Regions from separate parts of the Homo sapiens genome. Here all the other regions are linked to region 1. A link is a loop called in an ENCODE intact Hi-C map of the cell type or tissue named here. Cell type or tissue: endothelial cell of umbilical vein. All regions are shown on one strand. Region 1 overlaps ADGRF5 (adhesion G protein-coupled receptor F5). Region 2 has its middle 27 kb from the start of ADGRF5. Region 3 overlaps LOC105375080 (a long non-coding RNA gene).

Region 1 (5,000 bases):
CATCCTCTTCTCAAAGATTGCCCCTTTCCTCATCTTTTTCTCTATTCTCTCTGCAGGCAATCTCATCTATACCTATGGCTTCTAGTATAGCTCAAATTTGGATGACTCCCACTCTATTTCTAAGAGCAACACTCTCGTTGGAAACTTTAGAAGCAAATTCCCAAGTGTTGCTCTGACATCTTCGGTACCTTCAACTCAATTGGTCCATTTAAGAACTCATCTTTTTTCTCCCCAGATAAAACCTGTACATCTTCCAATGTGTCCTTTCTTTGCACTTGGCATTTCCCCAAACAAAAAATCCTAAATTACTTGCATGCACTCACCTTTTACCCCTACTCAGTTGTAAGAAACTTTTAGATTACTCTTCTGAAATATCTCACTATTGTCTTATCCACTCCTACCCATGGTAACTTGCTCAGACCCCATTATCTGTGGTCTGCCCATTACACATGATTGTAGCTGAGTCTCTATTTTCAGTTATTTGCCCCTGCAATCTATTGGCTATCAGACCTTAAAACTTATTTTTCCTAAGTTCAGCTCTCACCATCTGATGTCCCTCTTTTTACCTTTAAAACCTTACCATTGCCTACAGAATACAGTAAAATCCCTCTTAGCCTGGTATATTCAATTATTCACAGTGTGATTCCAATCTGCTTCTCTTCTCTTTATCTTCTATAGCTCTCTCTGAAAAATTAGATCATCTCCTGGGGCTTGAACATGCCCTGTAGCTTTGCACCTCCATGCCTCTGTTCACACCTGAAATATTCTCATTCCCTCTTCCTCCTGCTGATTCTTACTGATCCTTAAAGACCCATTTATCTCACCAAACTAATGTACAAGACAATGATCTATGCAAGAAGGAGTGTATAAACAGATGTACAGAAATAATGATAGTGTGCAGTGGGTAGGTTCCATAAGAAAGAAGTCAATATGTTATGTAGATTAAAGGAGGGATGTTTAGTTGAGAGATTAGGGAAGATTTCAGAGAAGGGGAAGATTTGCTCTAGGCCTTAACAGACATTCAGGATTTTAATAGATAGAAATGGCGGCTGTAGTTCTGGTATGTGGTTGTATGTGGGTTGTGTGTGAGTAAATCCATACTCCTTGGAAAACTTGGCATTCCATCAAGCTGCTTCAGGGGCTGGGGCTGTGTTGAGGGGGGTGGAAGGATAATAAACTGTGTGGGCTCCAATCCCTTCACCCTTTTTCTAACCACAGCAGCTCCACTTTGGTCTGCTTTACACATTAGATGTGCTCTCAATGAGGGGCAATTTTGCCTCCCTGGAGGACATTTGGCAAGGTTTGGAGACATTTTTGGTTGTTGTAACTGGAGATGTTACTGGCATCTTGTAGGTACAGGCTGGGGATGCTGCTACATATCCTACAATGCACAGAACAGTTCCACCCAGCAAAGAATTATCTGACCCAAAATGTCAATAGTGCTGAGTTGAGAAGACTTGCATTAGACAGCCATGCAAGATTCTGCTTGAAAAATGGATTCTACTGTTAACCCAGAAAACCACTGCTATAAGCAAAAACACAGAAGCAGCAGCATGCAGGTCTTGTTCAGAGAACAATAACTACTTTTGTTAGGCTGAGATTCAGAGAAAGAGTGGAGAAAAGGCTCCAAAGAGGTGGTAAACTCAGAAAACACAAGCAGGACTTCCAAATTGGCATCATTCACATCGTGTTTCCTACAACACCCCTGGGACTGTGCAACCAGGAGCCCTGCATGGGAGGTACTGAATGCAGCTAATAAGTTGGTACTTTGCTTTCTGGAGAAGAGAAGGTATGCAATTACAATTTTGTTGTTCAAAATTAGATGACATCCCAGACCTTCCTCTATAAAATGGTGGTGATGGTACCTGCTTTGCAAGACTTTGTGTGGGGAGTGGAGAAAAACCAAGATGATAAATGTAAACATTGAAAACAGAGTTGAGGCCAGGTGTAGTGGCTCATGCCTGTAATCCCAGCACTTTGGGAGGCCAAGGTGGGTGGAGGTCAGGGGTTCGAGACCAGCCTGACCAACATGGTGAAACCCCATCTCTACTAAAAATAGAAAAATTAGCAGGGTGTGGTGGCAGGCACCTATAATCCCAGCTACTCGGGAGGCTGAGGCAGGAGAATCCCTTGAACCCCAGGAGCGGAGGTTGCAGTGAGTCGAGATTGCGCCACTGCACTCCAGCCTGGGTGACAAAAGCAAGACTCTATCTCAAAAAACAAACAAACAAACAAAAAACAAAATGAAACAAAAAAACCAGAGTTGAATACATTGAATCTACCACAATAACTATTTTGTGATTGCGTTGATACCCTTAAAGAATACTCCTTCACTTTTTTCCCATGTGGGAGGAAATCTTCATTGAATTTTAGTTTCTTAAAGTTAGAAATTCTGCCATTGTTGATTATTTCCTTTCCGTCTCATCCTTTTCCAGAGTGCTTTGAATATGCGACCATTTATGAGAGCAGGTCATTCATTCAGTTCCAAATGCTTTGGGTAAATTCTTTTGCTTGATTGTGTTCTACAGACTTGGAAAAATGGTTGTTAGTAGAACTTGTGGAATTTGGAGAAGAGAGCTGCAGAGAGGAAGCAGCAAGGGCAGGAGAAAGAAGGGCAGGGTGCCAAGGCAGAGGCTAAATCCATCAGAGAAACCACGGTGCAGGTCCCCAGGCTGCCAGCCCTGAGGCAGGAAATCCATTGTTCTGCAGTCATTCATCCCGCTCTAAGCATCTGCGCCACAGACTTCCTGATTCCTTTGCCAGAAGGCCAGGTTTTTCACCTTTCGGGGTTGAAAGCTTCTAAGCCAGTACCACAGGAATTGTGCAAGGCCTTTCTTCCATCTGGCAGTTCCTTCAGGATACCTACACCTCCTCTTCCTTAGAAATCAGGGAAGTGACTCCATGTATCATGTGTCAACATTTTCAGCTGTTACCACATGCCTTTCTTCTGAGTACTTATGTCTAATACAAATGCTTGCAGGTGAACTGTCCTTTGGAAATTACATGTGCTTAGGAAAATTTGCCTGTAAATTGATAGTTTTTGTTGTTGTTGTTGTTTGAGACAGAGTCTCACTCTGTCACCCAGGCTGTAGTGCAGTGGCATGATCTCTGCTCACTGCAACCTCGGCCTCTCGGGTTCAAGTGATTCTCCTGCCTCAGCCTCCCAAGTAGCTGGAACTACAGGTGCACACCACCACACCTAGCTAATTTTTTGTATTTTTAGTAGAGATGGGGTTTCACCGTGTTGGCCAGGCTCGTCTCCAATGCTCAACCTCAGATGATCCACCTGCCTCGGCCTCTGAAAGTGCTGGGATTACAGGCGTGAGCCACCGCCCCTGTTCTGATAATTTTTTAAAAATAATTTAATCAATTTCCATAGCTAAGGCTTTGTAAAATGAAGGTTCACCACACTAATGTATTTCATGGGTAAAGCCACATTTTACTTTAAAGACTTTTTCTTTACAGATAAGCGCATTATACTGTTGTTTCTTAAGAGAAGAGTTGGATCTTGCTCTATGCAGTTTCTAGGTAAAACACTGTTCAAACTCTGCCTGACTAGCTCATTCCAGTGCTGGCCCACCAGGCATGCATAATATAGTTTGGCCAAGACAGACACTGGTTTTGTGAAACAAGACCTTTGGTGAGTCCTAATTTATTTCCTCTCTTTCTTTCTTTCTTTCTTTCTTTCTTTCTTTCTTTCTTTCTTTCTTTCTTTCTTTCTTTCTTTCTCTCTCTCTCTCTCTTTCCTTCCTTCCTTCCTTCTTTCTTTCTTTCTTTCTTTCTTTCTTTCTTTCTTTCTTTCTTTCTTTCTTTCTTTCTTTCTTCTTTCTTTTTTTTCATATTTGACAACCTTGGATAAGTCATATAATCTGAACCTCAATTTCCTTATTTGCAAATTGGAAGTAAAATGCTTCAAATTTGTGGTCAAGCAATTTAAAAGCAGTAACATATTTTTTAAAGGGTTAATCATAAACTGTTATACAAAACAGAGTCAGTATTGCTGTTTTAATTTATTACCATTATTATTATTCATCAATATAAACTGGAGGGTGGGGAACTTTAGGTAAGATTTCAGATTGAAAACAAAAGCTAACAGGATCAGAAATCATATGAAATGACTGAGAGACAAACAGGTCTGCAGAGAGAGAGGGATAAAGCTGGAGGCACAGAGATAGAAAATATTGAGGTATGCATAGATACAAAGGCAGAGAAGTGAGAAGGACCAGACACCAGGAGAAGAGACACAGAAAGGAGAAGCTCCAAGTCAGACCTCAATGACAAATGACCTCATCCTTAGCTCTTTGCTGAAGATGAAAGGAAGGTGAGCACAAGCTTTTCTTGTCTTTTTTTAGATCCAAAATGCCATCGACCTAAGTCATCGGGATCCTAATTTCTTGGGTCTTCTGCTGCTGGGATCTCATCTACAACCAAAGCACGACACTTGTGTGCATATATTTTTGGGGTCTTGTTCTAGAGTGGCTAAGCTGGAGCTGGCATCAAACCTAATGCCTTTTCACAGTCTGAAATCCAGAAAATAACAGCCATCTGACATTTCCCCTTCCATACGCCACATCTCCCATTTCTACTTGGCCAAGAGGCAAAAACCTATTTGCAAAAGGGCTTATCTAACATTCTCACCTGGAATATTTATTTTTCCTTCCTGCTTCCATTCTACTTTGCTCCAATTAACATTACCCTGACTGCAGCAGTTCAAAGATACAGGATTGTTGTCGCACATCACCTTCATTTCTTCATTTGCCAAAATTTGGATGGGCATAACATCTATTTTCTTCTTGCACTCATATTCAAAAATGTCTAATATCAGTTTGCAAACATATTCACCTGCATAAAATACACAAAATCATGTATTATTATAACACATGTGTATTTTCTTAGAGGAATGTACCGTCAGCTCATGGATCATGACAGTACTTCATGAAGTATCATTTTCAAAAGCATCTGAGACTTGGTCTAAAGACGCCTAAAAAACCATTCAGGAA
Region 2 (5,000 bases), 72 kb after region 1:
TACAGCTCAAGGTGAGATTTGGGTGGGGACACAGCCAAACTATATCAACAGAGAAGGCAGGAAAGAGAAATCCAGGCAGAGGAATGAACCACAGTAGGGAGAAAGAATGAATGGAGAAGAGGTGGCTGGCCCCGGTTATAGCCATTGGGAAGCTGAGGAAATGGCAGAGGGAAAGGAACCTGTAAAAAACAACTGAGAAGTTGCAGCCAGAGAAGAAGGAGGGAGGCCAGGAGCATTGGTGTCCTGGAAGGCAGGGACAAGACTAGAGGAAGTGGAGAACAGTGTGAAGTCCTGCTGACAGTAAATGAGTTGGATTTGAGGATACAGAGGTCAAAGAGAATCTTGGCAAAAGCATTTGCTGAGGTACACTGGGGTAGCGTAGACAGAACACAATGTGAATGGTTGGTGATGATGTGAAGACGTGAATCGCCATAATCCTTTCAAGAATTTTGTGGTGAGGGAAAATGAAGATGGAAGTGCAGCTGAGGAAAAATATGGGTTAGGAAGAGCTTCTGCTCCTATTGTTTTAAGATGAGAAGGATCTAAGCATAATTAAATGCTAACAGGAAAGGGCCAATAAGAGGTGAGCCTAGTGAGGCTATGGGAATAAAGGGCAGGAGCACGGGAGAGCTGAGCTCTGGAGGCAGGGAAGGGTCCCTCTTCCCTTGGGACAAAACAGGAGGGCAAAAGAGATGGGTATTGAGGCTGATCCTGGCACAGATTTGGTGGTGAGAAGGCCAATGGCGTTATTTCCTCCAAGAAGGCACAGCCGTTTCCTGAGAGCAGGCTGTGTGTGCAAGTGTGTACATGTGTATGTGCATGGTGCACACACTGGGCTTCGCTAGTGCTTGGAGATTTAAGGACGGTGAAGACACCATAAAGATGTCTCTGGGGATAATTGAAGAGTTCCAGGCTGAGTGAGGGCCCATGTCCCTCTTCTAATCTTTACTGGCCTTAGACCATACAAATATCTGGCTTCTTTGCACTCTCATTTGCAACACGTTGAGTTTGTGTGTTTGTATATATGTATAAATATATGGTCTTGAATTTTCCTGCAGGCAGAATCTCTGGTTTCTCTTAGTACCTAGTAGAGTTCAGACACATAGAATATATTCAATAAATAATTCTTAGTTGATTGAAATACCTTTCAACTCATTATACCCCAGCTTTAGCCAATAAGTAGACTCCAAAGGTGAAAAGCAACTATAATTCTGAGATAGCCCTTCCCTAGGGACAGGGAACTGCAATTGAGTCATCATTTTTAGCATATGGGAATACATATTACGATAAAGAAAGAAGTGTTCTCTGGTCTGACCAATGATGGCTGCATGTCATAACACTGAATGAAAACCTTTTAAAATGCAATACGTTTTGTGCTTTACCTATTTCCTCTCCATTAACACACAAACATATGCACACTCATGCACACAAATGCACACATATGTGCACATCTGCGGGTGCACACCACTACCAAAACCCAAACATCTTTTTGCTCCTTAGATGGCTGGCAGCGTGAATTTTCTGTAATGTAAACGAAGAAGTGGTGGGCAGGATAAAGGGTTAAGTAAGGATCTCTAGTAATGCTCCAACTTGTTCTTTGAGGAGTAACAAAGAGAGGAAGCACAGGCTTTGTGGAAGGAAATTCCCAGGCCCCACTTCGGACATTCGCAACCTGCCCTGTGAACCTCTGAGGGGTGTCTGATAATAAACACTTGCAAACAAAACAATCCATGAAGGCATTTTTACTAACATTCTCACATTCTCACCAAAGGGCTACAGCACATTTTCCTGAATCTGCGGACCTTGGAGGGGGGACCTGGACATCCACCTGCCAGCAGAGGCCAACAACCCAGTCCCTGCTCAGGCTGGTGTTTGTACGTGCAGGTCCCCCTTGCTCCTTGGGCCTTTGATTGGGCAGGGGTGGTGATGGGGCTGTGGAATGCAGATCACAGACTCAACACCGGACAGGATGTGTGTGGACTGCTGTGTGCAGACCTGAGACCCACCTCTTCATCTTTCACGGAGACCCCCAGACATAGCCCTGAGCATTGCAACTTTGAGTAATAATGCAGTGACCTTCCCCAGGAGTAGAAGGAACTTGACAAAGGCATGAAAAGCTTTGCTTGTAAAGTGTGCCAATTAAGTAACAAATTGGCCTTCTTTTCCTGTAGTAGCAAAACAAACAAATAAAACCCCTGGAGACTTGACAGTAAATATTTGTGCACAAGTTTCTTGTAAGAAGCTCAAAACATGTTAGGACCAAGATGCAAAAACTTAAGCAAAAGTCTAGTTTGGGTGAGATTATTTGTAATATTATACCTTATTTATCCCCAAACTAATAGGATGTGAGATCTGTTATGCCCATTTCATCAATGAATAAATAAAGGATCAGAAACTGGCCTAGAATAATAGTAAAGTTCTGGGTGATTCAGGTATCTGATACTTGCTCTAGTGAGTGTGTGTGTGTGTGTGTGTGTGTGTGTGTGTGTGTGTGTATGTGTGTGTTTATTGGGGCTGTGTGTACACAGATTTATGGCTTTTTTAAAACAAAATATTCTTAAAATCACTTTATTAATTGCAATTCAAGCCAAGATCCTCAAACAGCATCGCTGTCTCAGGTCTAGACCAGAATTCACTTCACAGTACGGGTGAGATTTAGATCCTTGACTACAAAAAGAAAGCTGACGCTTTACTTTTGAATTGCCGTCACCGGTCTCTGGAATATTTTTGGATGACTACTCATTTGCATCTGTCCAGAGTTGGCGGGCAATCTCCCTCTTGACCCCAGCCCTCAAGACCACATTGATCCAACCGAGGTGATGACAGGTTCCAGATTTTACTCTAGGCGGGGTTAACATGAGCCTCTACTCAGGCCTCCTTCTGTCCTTTGTGCTACAACAATGGGCGGAAACACAGCCTTGTTAGAGGAAATTCCCAGGGCCATGCTTTGGACATGAGACAGTGGCTTTGCTATGCTGGGTAGGCTGATGCGCATCTAAAAATAAATACCCTGGTCTGCAAGGGTTTCTATGATTTTGTCATGTACAGTTGATTACATTTCAAAGGATTTTTTTTAATTAGTGTTTTTAAGAAAGCTAACTTAGGTAAGCCTTGAGAATAAAATATATCATGGCTTTGTTTCGGTCTGAAAACATATAGCATTTGCTTATAACTGTTTCTGTTGAAAGGACTGCTGCTTTCTTCCCCCAGGATCTCAAAGTGAGATTGAAGAAAGCAAAGGCATGCTGAGATGCTGCCCAAGCATGGTCAGAAACATGTGAGGGTCCAGAACTGCAAGTTCTTTGAGTCCACAAAGGATAAAGTATTAACAGAAAGCTCTGGGGCTGCCTGGAGTGGTTGCTGATGTGTATAGGGTCTACCTAAGCCTAAGTCTTACTTCTCTAAAAGTTTCCAGATCCCTACTTCACAAAGAGACTGCTCTTGAGGTGGTTCATGTAGCAGAAAAGGAAAGATGGGTAGAAGGCAGTGGCCAGTGAACTTGACTCACAGCAGGCAGACAGTTCCAGCCAGCTTTCTTCTCTCTCCAAAAGTCAAATATTCCATTCATAGTCCTTGCAACTTAGAAGATGGTAGAATCAGTTTCTTTTTCACATTTTAAAGTTAGACCTCGGAATGGCTAGGAACCCATATCCATGTAGTCATATTTCCATTTTAGCTAGAGGAGAAATCAGGGCCAAAGCTCTGAGTCTTGCTGTTATTTGCCTGACTCTACTTGAGCTGAAAATGTACAGAAATGTGGCAGTTTTCCATCAAATAGGAATGTGTTTGCAGCACAAGAAGTAACCCATAATTTAGTTAAAGAGTAACCCAAGAAGAGTGGTTTACAGTGAAGTTTTCCCTCCTCATTGTTCTCGTTTCTTTTTTGCTCTTTCCTGGAAGTCCAGCCTACTCCATTGTTACTAAGACCCTATTTTAAACTTACTGCAGCAGATAGGTAGGGCTAGCTGGTGAAAAGTCAGCTATCCTCACTCTAGCCTGATGATATTTTTTGCAGACCTTCATTTGGTGGCTTGGATCACCGCACTGACATCACGAGACTCTTGATAGCTTTGAGCGGGAAGGGACCTTTGAGGTCATCACCCGGACTCCACCCATTATGGGCATCCCTTTGGGAACACCCTGGCCACTAGTCCATCTTCCAGGGTGCTGGAACATTGCCCGGGACAAGGCGTTCACCACACCACAAGGCAGCTCACTCATTTTTAGATGATTCTGATGGTGGGTAAATCCTTCCACACATTGAGCTGAAATCTGTTGCGCTATAATTTCCACCCATTGATCTTCTGTTGGCCTTCCCTTTTCCCACACAGAGCAACCTTTAAATATTTAAAAGCAGCCCTCATGTGCTCAAGATGTACTTCTTACTTTAATTGTCCCCTGAATGATCCTTCAACTGTTTGGTGAATGACAGTTTTCTCATTTTCACCATCTTGGCCAACCTCCTCTTTTAAGACCTGGTGTTTTTTGTTTTTTGTTTGTTTTGTTTTGTTTTGAGACAGAGTCTTGCCCTGTCGCCAGGCTGGAGTGCAGTGGCACAATCTCAGCTCACTGAAACCTCCGCCTCCCGGGTTCAAGCAATTCTCCTGCCTCAGCCTCCTGAGTAGCTGGGACTACAGGCAAGCACCACCACATCCAGCTAACTTTTGTATTTTTAGTAGAGACGGGGTTTCACCGTGTTAGCCAGGAAGGTCTCGATCTCTTGACTTCGTGATCCGCTCACCTCAGCCTCCCAAAGTGCTGGGATTACAGGCATGAGCCACTGCGCCTGGCTGACTTGGTGTTTTTTTAAAGGAACCTATTTGGCACTTTAGATAATTAATCTTCTTACAACTTTGTGCACTAAGTATTAGTTCATATTTTCAGAAACAAAGACTTGGCAAGATACAATCACTTGTTCAAGACAGGAGATTAAAAACCAGGTCTGCCTCTTTCTAGCCCACAACATGCCTCTCATTAAAAAAGAAATATTGAGCCAGATA
Region 3 (5,000 bases), 60 kb after region 1:
AGCACTAGCTGTTCACTTCAAGTGGCTTTCCCCTAAATCCACTGAATTCTCTGTCTCCCCAGGTCCAAGTTGTGGATATGTCATTGGTTTGTTACCCTCTTTATTCACTGGTCTTCTCTGTCTCATACCACAATGGCAAACCCAGAGAGATGGACCGACCTAGTTGGCCTGGTGATCAGGTTGCTACTAATGAAGGTGAGTTGCTCTGCTTTCTAGCCTGAGCTTTCTATTTTAGGAATTTAAAGGGTAAGAGATTGAAGACAAAGGTGTTCACAGTGGCTGCTACTGCAATTCAAAATGGTCTAGCATTGTACAGATTGTCGTCGGGCCTCAGGGAAATTGCTCAGCCCTCCACAGCTCCCATGGCCTATCTCAGCACAATGAGGGGGTCCACATTTCCAAGTTCAAGACCTTTCATAACTACGTCACCTTCTATTTATCAGAGTCTTCCTCTCAGGACCACTAAACTATTTTTGGATCTGAAGCACAGTATACAAAACATAGCTACATATCAACAATTACACGATTATTCCAGACCCATCGCCCTTGGTTTTGCCTCATCTGACCTGGAATATTAAGGGAGGGAAAACCACATCTATTTTTAGTTTCTTCCGGAATTCCTCAAATTGTTCACTTTTCCATTTTGTTGAAAGCCATTAAGATCTAGACTTTGTGTTTTACCCAGCAGTGTGTGCACATACTTACGGCACATCTTTGTCTGGGACTCTTCATTTGAACCTTCTGGGCTCTCACTAAATATGGGCAATCTTATGAGTGACCTCTTGCCCCTGAGTCACCCGAATCCACTAATGTCTCTCTCTCTCTCTCAAAAACAAACATACACACACATGCATGCACACTCCTATGCCACATACACACTCACACTTCTATACATAAAATTAGAGAGCAGCCAGCACACATAATTCTGGACCATGGAGATATCTAGCAGAGTTGACACTTGGACCAGATCTTTTATTGACTTTCCCCTCCATTATTTTCAGCAATAATCCTTATTTGCTTGACTAATTCTTTTGATTTAAAGCAATTGACTGAAAAAGAAAACATTTTACTTTATGCTACTACTAAAATTCAGTGAAATGTTTAAGTGTGAACTCAAATTTGTATGTGCCAAATAATAATAGTATGCCTTGAAGTTTGCACTCTTCACTGTTTTAAATTTTAAACAAAAATAAAAACTCTATAAGGTCCCATATAATGACAGAATTGAAGCTACATATGTTCAGTTTCTTTACAAACACCATGCTAACATTGTGTGTTTTTAATCTACTGTTCAAATGCAGGGATGTGTCATTCTGCAGAGGCTGGAGAGACTTCAGGCAAACTCAACAGTCCCAAACCCTTAGAAACTTACTCTTGGAACAAACATATGTAGCTGAGTTCCTCTGTGTCAGGAGCTGCTATATAAATGAGAGTTTTCTGAATTACCTTCTCTGTAGAACACTATTTATTAAAAGGTAATAAATAAAAGTACATTAATTAGCAGCTTATATTACTGAAACTCACCAGTAATAGTAGCAATTGTTTAGAACTTAGACCTTCAATAGATTTTTTAGGAAAAATACTTAATCACTGATGTTGTTTGGGATCACCACCATATGGTGATAGTTCTTTTTTTTTTTTTTTTTTTTTTTGAGACGGAGTCTTGCTCTGTTGCCCAGGCTGGAATGCAGTAGTGTGATCTTGGCTCACTGCAACCTCCGCCTCCCGGGTTCAAGCCATTCTCCTGCCTCAGCCTCCTGAGTAGCTGGGACTACAGGCGTGTGCCACAAGGCCCGGCTAATTTTTTGTATCTTTAGTAGAGACAGGGTTTCACTGTGTTAGCCAGGATGGTCTCGATCTCCTGACCTCGTGATCCACCCGCCTCGGCCTCCCAAAGTGCTGAGATTACAGACGTGAGCCACTGAGCCCAGCCGATAATCCTTAAAAATGATTTAGTCAGTTTTATTGTTGATTTCAAATTCTCTACGAACAATGCACCACCTTGTTGCCTGCACTTGAGGGAAACCCCCACCACTCCACCCTGGTGTCACGGATTCCAGAGTGTCTCTTGTGGGCTCTTCATGCAAGCACAGGAGACCTTCATTCAGAGGTTCCCCATTTTCTCTTCATTAGCCTAATTTATCTCAGAGCAGTACTTTTAGGGGTACAGACCCAAGGAGGGTAGAGGAAGAATTTGCCACTATCAAATAAAAGTGGAGAGAGAGCTCATATTAAAGGAAGGCCACGTGAATCCGATTCACTAAGGCATTTCCCAGCTTCTCAAGGGGAAGCTAATGTTGCCTTTCTCCTTTTCCCCAAGTCCCTCTCCTGCTCCTGAATTCAACTCCATCTGGAAACATCTCCCTGACCCAGAGGAAGGAAGGGCTGCACAGATGTCTGTCAGTGCAGTTCCAAGCCTCCAGGGTCACCTGAAAAAAACAAGTGTGTTGTGTAATGCTGACCTGGAGTGAGAAGGAAAACAAGCTTTGACTCCACTTGACCCTGAAGGAAGGAAGCAGGAAGCCTTGTAGGGGGACGGGGTGAAGGCGTCCTCCGGAATGAGGTGTCCTATTACCGCCTGACCCTCTCCCTAATCAGGAATGCGGAATGAATGGCTCCAGCCCAGAAAGCAGAGCAACTGCAGCAGTTTCCACACCTATCTCAAAATTAGAAAACTTGCCTTGCATCGGAAACAATCCTTATGGCTCCTACTGTTTACACCACCCTAGGCACAGTGTGTCGGGTCCTGCTCAATCTTCACAACACTGCATTCTCTCCTCACCCCCATTTTACAGATGAGGAAAATCAGTCTCAGAGAGGTTGAGTTGGTCAGGATGGAATCCAGAGCTGCCCCATGCCCAAGGCCTTCCTCCCTGGGATGGGGGCTGGCTGGGGCTTGAACACTCCCGTGCCTGTATCACCTGTAGATTCTAGAGCATTAAACTTCAGACTTTGTGGTTTCGCTGTTGGTCATATGGTGCTGAGGTCCTTACTGTATCTTCTCTATCTTTTCTTCCAGATCTGCCTGCCAAACCTGCCTTCCTCGAAATATCCCTTCATGTGAAAGCATTATGAGAAAGGGTAAATCTAATTGTATACTATAATAGTGGCAGTAGGTGAGTTTACGTCACACACGCTAGGAAACTGCTTTAATCTTTCGACATCTCTCTCTTTCCAAATCATGCACGCATTCATTCCATCATCAAACATTTATTGAAAATCTACACACCAGACACTGTTCTAGGCCCTGGGGATAAGAAGTAATGAAAACAACTGTCCCCTAGGAGTCTGCACTCTAGTTGAGGGAGGTGCTGGCTAGCCTCTGTTTACCCTCCAGGTCCATCTTTGCCCTTTTCTGTGCCCCAGGAGGCTAGCCCCGCACTCTACTGTGCCTTGTCCTCTGGGAGGGTGATGGAAGGTAGGGAGAGTGGGAGATCCCAGCGGGAGGTTGTAGTATGGAAGCACTGGAGAGCTAGGCATTTTCTCCCCGCCAACTCCTTCCAGGCTGCAGTTTTGGCAGTGGTTGTGTTCCTGCCCTCTAGCCACAGATCCTGGGGGATCCCCCTCTCCCATAGCCACAGATCTTGGCAGGTTCCTCTGACACCTCTCTTACCTCCCCACCCTTCTTGACCCTTTTTACTTAATGAGAGGCAACCCATGGCTGCTCAATGCTGTCGGTTCTATGTTGACTTAACTGTTCTTACCTCTTCTGTTACCCTTTGAGAATGTCACTTCTTTTCTGCCAGGACCTTGACTGATACAGAAATACAGAAAATAAACAAACAAATGAGTTATATGTCTGATGAGCAAAAATGCTATGAAGAACATGAAGCAAGGTACAGGCAATAAGGAGTGTGTGTGTGTGTGTGTGTGTGTGTGTGTGAGTGTGTGTGTGTTGATGGGGTGGCATCAAGCCCCTCTTTCTCCCATGTCACTGAAATTCCCCTTATGACACTTACCTCATGTTTTCCCAGCCCCTCACTGCCTCAGATTTCATGCCATTGGGTTTTCTACTAAATCTTTTATTTTCTTATTTTAGTAAGCAGAGCAGTTCAGGTCAATTGTGGCTCCTACCTTAAAATGTGTACCTCAGTCCTCCCAACCATTCGTCACCATTCTAGTTGCAAGGCAACACAGTGGTCCCTGATTATCTGAGGGGGATACATTCCAAGACCCCCAGTGGATGCCTGAAATCATCAATAGTACTAAACCCCATATATACCATTTTTTATATGCATGCATACCTATGATAAAGTTTAATTTATAAATTAGGTACAGTTAAGAGATTAACAACAGTAACTCACAATAAAATAGAGCAATTATATAATATACCAGCATCACTAATCTTGTGCTTTGGGGCGATTATTAAGTCAGATAAAGGTCACTTGAACACAGGTGCTGCAATACATATCTTGACAGTCGATTTGATAACTGAGAAAGCTACTAAGTGACCAATGGTCAGAAATAAACTGGACAAAGCGATGATTCACATTCCAGGTAAGGCAGCATGAACAGCATGAGATTTCATCATGCTGCTCAGAATAGCATGTAATTTAAAACTTATAAATTTTTTTTCTGGAATTTTCCATTTAATATTTATCGACCCCACTTGACCATGAGTGGCTGAAACCACAGAAAGCAAGACTGCTAATAAGTTGGGGGGTAGGGTCTACTGATTCAGAGTTATCAATACCAGAAATGTTTCCTATTACATGTAACTTATGAATAAACATGACTTACAGTTTAATTTTAGTGTTTGGGAAAAATGTACATTCTTTAATTCTGGAAAGCCTGCAGAATGAATTCCAGTGTTCACTCTGAAAAGTCTTTGCTAGAAGAATAACATTCCAGGTGCCTTCTACAGCAGTATCCTCCCTTTCCCTTCCTTTCTGCTGGCCTCAGACACCATCACCTGCTATCTCATAAGAAGCAAATCAGAGCTGAGTGTGGTATCTTCCTCCCACACTCTTCTAACCCTTGATAAACACCTTTGACTGGCA

The links. Hi-C counts contacts between places; a loop is a spot of excess contacts. Peaks named below come from ENCODE experiments on the same cell type or tissue, not always from the same donor. Only the 100,000 strongest peaks of a DNase experiment are listed, where the experiment ranks them.
Region 2: a loop joins it to region 1, with 9 times the contacts of the local background. A loop is called at or near these places in 2 of 110 quality-filtered maps.
Region 3: a loop joins it to region 1, with 6 times the contacts of the local background. A loop is called at or near these places in 4 of 110 quality-filtered maps.

Annotation. Positions count from the first base shown.
Region 1 is chr6:46,873,564-46,878,563 of GRCh38, forward strand. ADGRF5 (adhesion G protein-coupled receptor F5) reads right to left here. Exons shown (of 21, transcript NM_001098518.2): 10 at 4,639-4,842. Among named protein-coding and RNA genes, the nearest start is that of ADGRF5-AS1, 27 kb to the right of the region's middle. In endothelial cell of umbilical vein, no CTCF peak of the experiment used is centred here; a DNase peak (open chromatin) is centred at 2,648; H3K27ac peaks cover 1,294 bases.
Region 2 is chr6:46,946,021-46,951,020 of GRCh38, forward strand. It overlaps a transcript of ADGRF5 not described here. Among named protein-coding and RNA genes, the nearest start is that of ADGRF5, 27 kb to the left of the region's middle. In endothelial cell of umbilical vein, no CTCF peak of the experiment used is centred here; DNase peaks (open chromatin) are centred at 1,691, 2,861 and 3,641; H3K27ac peaks cover 3,752 bases.
Region 3 is chr6:46,933,370-46,938,369 of GRCh38, forward strand. LOC105375080 (a long non-coding RNA gene) reads left to right here. Exons shown (of 3, transcript XR_001744147.2): 2 at 63-195; 3 at 3,020-3,796. It also overlaps a transcript of ADGRF5 not described here. Among named protein-coding and RNA genes, the nearest start is that of ADGRF5, 14 kb to the left of the region's middle. In endothelial cell of umbilical vein, no CTCF peak of the experiment used is centred here; a DNase peak (open chromatin) is centred at 2,442; H3K27ac peaks cover 1,099 bases.